Linked DNA regions of Homo sapiens: region 1 is linked to region 2. A link is an interaction called in ENCODE POLR2A ChIA-PET data of the cell type or tissue named here. Cell type or tissue: HepG2. All regions are shown on one strand.

Region 1 (2,500 bases), 300 kb before region 2:
GTGACTCATACACAGTCTTTGCCCTTGAAGGGGGAAATAGATGCGAGCACAGATAATCACAGGCACAAAGAATCAGGCGGCCCAACTGCATGTACAGGCACGGAGAGCGGCGAGTCACAGTGTGCAAAGGGCCTGGGAGGGCAGAGGACAGGCACCAGCACAATACCACCACTAACCTGATCATGCTCCAACAGGGCAGGGGGCTGGGGTGGTGGAGCCCCCGCTCCAGAGGAGACTCAGGCTCAGGGAGGAGCTGCAACTTGTCCAAAGTCATCAGCCAGAGTAGGCAGAAGCTGGAACTAACATGGCCAGTGTGGAATCTTGGTACCCCTGCTGCCTCTTCTACTAGTGGGCTGAGACAGGCTGATTTAGTTTTAGCTCAGAGAGATTGGACAAATTGTCCACGGTCACACAGCTTGGCAGAGACAGAGTCAGGCCTGGAGGTCAGGGACTGCTGGGGCACCCAGCCTGGAGGAGTGGGCCTCTGAGGGAAAGCAGGGACGCTGACGTGGGACACTATAGGGGAAAGAGGAGTACAAATACACAACACGGGCAGGAAACAGAAACAAAATGTTAGGGCTATAGGTGGGGGCAGAGGAGTGGTGATGACAGGAATAACAAGGGAGGCATTTGCTGGGCATTTACTATGGATCAGGCACTGTGTTATCTCACTTAATCCTCCCAATCACCCTATGAGGACATACTGCTGCATTTTAGACACAGAAAAATCGAGGCAGAGAGAACAATCGCCAAAGTCACGTGGCTGCTCAGTGGCAGGGTCTACTTGCCAACTCCAGCAGCAGGAGGTGGAGCTGGGCCCAGACGGAAATCTGAGCAGATGCATCAAAGCACCCGCCTCGACCCTGTTCCCTACTCCCCAGCAGCTCCACCACGAATGCTGAAGCAAGCCGATTCTCTAACCTGGGGCCTCTTTCCACCACTGACAGATGCATGTCTACCTGTCCAGCCTGCTTTTAGGACTGAATCTGCAGCACGGGTTTCAATAGCCAACAGTATGGCATTTCCATGCCCTAAGATCCGCATTTAAGAACACCCTGCCCCCACCCCTCCCGCTGCCTTCCAAAGCTCAGGTGGCCAGAGATGGTAGCATGCTTGGGCCCCCTCACCCTGCCCTGCAGACACCTTGACTTCATGCAAGTAGCTTCCTAGTGGGCAAACCCCCAACGCACACACACTGGAGGACTGATGGTCAGGGAGCAGGGAGTGAGTCACCGGCAGGACTGGAGGAGGGGAGATGAGTCTCCCGGACTGTGGCTGGTGTCATGTGCTCTCATCACAAGTCCCTCTCACATGCCTATCTTTCCAACCCCACAGAGTTCAGCTGGGACTGAGGAGACCAGCCGAGCCTCAGGTCATTCCTGCAGTTTGGCCTGATGGGTTCCTTGTGTAAGTCTGGCCTTGGCCTTCAGAAGAGCTGAAGGGTCTGCCACAACATGATGGGGTGCAGTGCAGCCGGCTAGCTCGCTCCCCACGGGCACCCACGTGCCCAGCCTGGCAGTGCTGAAGCGGCCTCTTTCACTCACGATTCCCAGCCTGCCTCCTCCCCGAGCTTCCCTGCCCATCTACACACACCTGGCTGTGGCTTGCTGAGGAGACCTGCCCCCAGCAGGTTCACCCTATCCTCTGACATCCTGGTGGTCTGCAGGGCAGGGATCACTGGCCCTGTTTCACAGGTGAGGAAACACAATGCTCTGCAAGAACCCATGCTTGCCAGAGGCCACAGAGCACACTGCTGCCCCACTGGCATCCCCACGCCAGGCTGCTCAGGCCCCTGACATTCAGCTACATGTCACTCTGCTAGGTGGCTCTCAGACACCACCAGGCCTCACGGGCCCACAGGCGCTCATTCAACAACTGAGTGTCCTTGAGGAAAGCGGAGAAGAGGATGGACTTCGGCCTCTGCTCTCCCATTCCAGCGCGGGAGAGAGACCACCACCAAGAAAACAAGCACACAACAGAAGAACATCAGATGGCCATTCACGTAATGAGGAAACAGCAGCCCCAGCAGGCGGAACCCCACTGTGGGAGATGGGAATCCGGATAAGCCTGGGCAGGCTCGAGACCCTCCCTCACAATCCCCCTCCTCCAGATCACCTCATCTCCAGGAATCCCCAAACCCTGGGCCCCTGCAGGGCCTGAGGGAGCGCTCACCCTCAGGTAGACACCCCCCACAGCTCCCACCCAGCTGGGCCACCACTGTAGCCCCAGGGGTGAGGCTCTGCTGAAGGAGACCCCTGCACTGGGGTGCCCCCAGTGCTGCTTCCTCCTCACCCAGGGGCGCTCCTCCATCCCCTGGCCTAGGCAGCGCTCCATCTCTAGCACGGCACAACAGCTTCCGGATAACTGAGTCTCCCCCCTTCAGACCTGTCAGCTCTTCTGTTACCCCTTGGCCTTGGGGTCACGCCACCCTTCCACTAGATCCACAGCTCAAATGACACCCCCTGTCCCTCCCCACAGCTTATGAGATTGATGCCAACAA
Region 2 (2,500 bases):
GTCCCCTAAAGGGAGGTTTCTCAGATGGAGAACAGCAGCGTGCAGACAGCAACCCCAGGGGCCACAGCACCATACACAGATCACAACCACGGTGACACTGACCACTGACACAGTCCCATCACATCCAGTGTCCACAGCAGCCCCAGCCTCACTGCTCAAAAAATTTAAAAATGATTCGGGTGTGGAGACAGGCACCTGTAGTCCCAGCTACTCTGGGGGCTAAGGAGGGAGGATCACTTGAGCCCAGAAGATTGAGGCTATAGTGAGCTGTGATTGTACCACTGCACTCCAGCCTGGCTGACAGAGACCCTATTTTTTTTTTTTGAGATGGAGTCTTGCTCTGTCGCCCAGGCTGGAGTGCAATGGCGCTATCTTGGCTCACTGCAACCTCTGCCTCCTGGGTTCAAGCGATTCTCCTGCCTCAGCCTCCTGAGTAGCTGGGATTACAGGTGCACGCCACCACACTCCGCTAGACAGAGACCCCATCTTAAAAAAAAAAAAAAAGCAATGCCAGGCACATAGCAAAAGTTATGACAGGCGGGGCCCACTCCTGTAGTCCCAGCACTTAAGAAGGCCGAGGCAGGCAGATGACCGGAGGTAAGGAGTTCAAGACCAGCCTGGCCAACATGATGAAACCCTGTCTCTACTAAAAATACAAAAATTAGCCAGGCATGGTGGTGAGCACCTGTGACCCCATCTACTCGGGAGGCTGAGGCAGGAGAATCGCTTGAACCTGGCAGGCGGAGGTTGCAATGGGCTGAGATCGTGCCACTGCACTCCAGCCTGGGTGACAAAGTGAGACTCCATCTCAAACAACAACAACAACAACAAAAGTTATGACAGTGCCTTGCTGAGAAGTAACAAACCCAAGGCTGTCTCTTCTGTGGTATGTTTTGAAGAATGAAAGACTAGGTGGGAGTGGACTGGAATTTTAATCAGGCAGGGTTTGGGGAGAGGAGGAAAGGGTGGGGGAGGCGGAGGGTATGGCCTAGGCAAAGGTGTCACCATCAGGCCCGAGGTCCCTGTCAGCCTGCTGTCCTGGCTGTGTCCCCCATCACTGTCCTCTGGGAGCCGGCTGAGTGCCTCCTAATGTTTCCATTTGCTTTTGGCGGCAGGTTGGATCTGTTTTTAGCTTCCCTGGCTGGTTTCACCGCCACCCTCCCCCCCACCGCCCCGCTTCCTGCTGGCTCTCTTGTTTGCTGTGGTCGAATAATGTTCCCGGACTTCCTGAGCTGTTTGTTTGAAGACAGCTCAGTATTGATCGAAGCCTGTGTGTACTCAGCCGGAGATACTAAGAGATCTGCTTCTCCCCAGCAATCCAGGGTCCCAAAAATCCTGGGGTGGCAGCGTAGGGAGAAAAGAAAGCCAGGACAGGGCTTATTAAAAAATAAGTAGGCCGGGCGCGGTGGCTCACCCCTGTAATCCCAGCACTTTGGGAGGCCGAGGCAGGCGGATCACCTGAGGTTGGGAGTTCGAGACCAGCCTGACCAACATGGAGAAACCCCATCTCTACTAAAAAATACAAAATTTGCCAGGCGTGGTGGCACCTGCCTGTAATCCCAGCTACTCAGGAGGCTGAGGCAGGAGAATTAGCTTGAACCCCAGAGGCGGAGGTTGCAGTGAGCTGAGATCATAATATTTCACTCCAGCCTGGGCAACAAGAGTGAAACTCCATCTCAAAAGAAAAACAAACAAACAAAGAAACAACAAAAAAATAAGTAGATGGTTTGGGGGCCTTAAAGACTCCAACGCTGACTTCTCCTCTTTCAGGCTGTGTGGTTTTGGGCAGGTACTGTCACCTCTCTGAACTTTTTTCCTCTGGAAAATGGGGAGAGGAACATTCATTTGTTTGTTTGTTTTTTGAGACAGGGTCTCACCCTCTGTCATCCAGGCTGGAGTGCAGTGGCGCGATCTTGGCTCACTGCAACCTCCACCTCCCGGGTTCAAGCGATTCTCCTGCCACAGTCTTCCAAGTAGCTGGGATTACAGGTGTGCGCCACCACGCCCAGCTAATTTTTGCATTTTTAGTAGAGACAGGGTTTCACCATGTTGGTTAGGCTGGTCTCGAACTCCTGAACTCAGTGATCCACCTGCCTCACCTTCCCAAAATGTTGGGATTACAGGCATAAGCCACCGCGCCCAGCCGGGAGAGGAACACTTTTGACTTCATAGGGCTGTTGGGAAGACTCACTTCAGTGTATTCATTTGGCATCTATTTATTGAGCACCTATGACGTGTATGTGTGCTAGGCACTGTTCTGCACTCTGGAGATATGACGGAGAAGACAACAAAGGCCTGACCTGCAGGAAGGTTGCAACCTGACAGTGATAAAAGCCGACAAAACCAACCCTAAGCTCTGCCGGGTGGCGAAAGATCTTTGAACATACAGCAGAGCAGGGCCCCGAGGGACAGCGGTGCTATTTTCATCTTTTCTTTTTTTTTTTAGAGAACGGGGTTCCGCTATATTGCCCAGAAAGGTCTCAAAATCCTGGGCTCAAGC

Evidence for each region. Peaks named below come from ENCODE experiments on the same cell type or tissue, not always from the same donor. Only the 100,000 strongest peaks of a DNase experiment are listed, where the experiment ranks them.
Region 1: POLR2A ChIA-PET joins it to region 2 with 6 read pairs; 1 of 35 experiments calls an interaction of 5 or more read pairs at or near these places.

What each region holds. Positions count from the first base shown.
Region 1 is chr19:45,097,206-45,099,705 of GRCh38, reverse strand. The region is part of intron 1 of PPP1R37 (protein phosphatase 1 regulatory subunit 37); the gene reads right to left. Among named protein-coding and RNA genes, the nearest start is that of PPP1R37, 5.3 kb to the right of the region's middle. RefSeq lists enhancers at 980-1,569, 1,570-2,158. In HepG2, no CTCF peak of the experiment used is centred here; DNase peaks (open chromatin) are centred at 35, 835, 1,245 and 1,885; H3K4me3 peaks cover 648 bases.
Region 2 is chr19:44,795,579-44,798,078 of GRCh38, reverse strand. The region is part of intron 9 of CBLC (Cbl proto-oncogene C); the gene reads right to left. Among named protein-coding and RNA genes, the nearest start is that of BCAM, 12 kb to the left of the region's middle. In HepG2, no CTCF peak of the experiment used is centred here; a DNase peak (open chromatin) is centred at 1,218; H3K4me3 peaks cover 291 bases.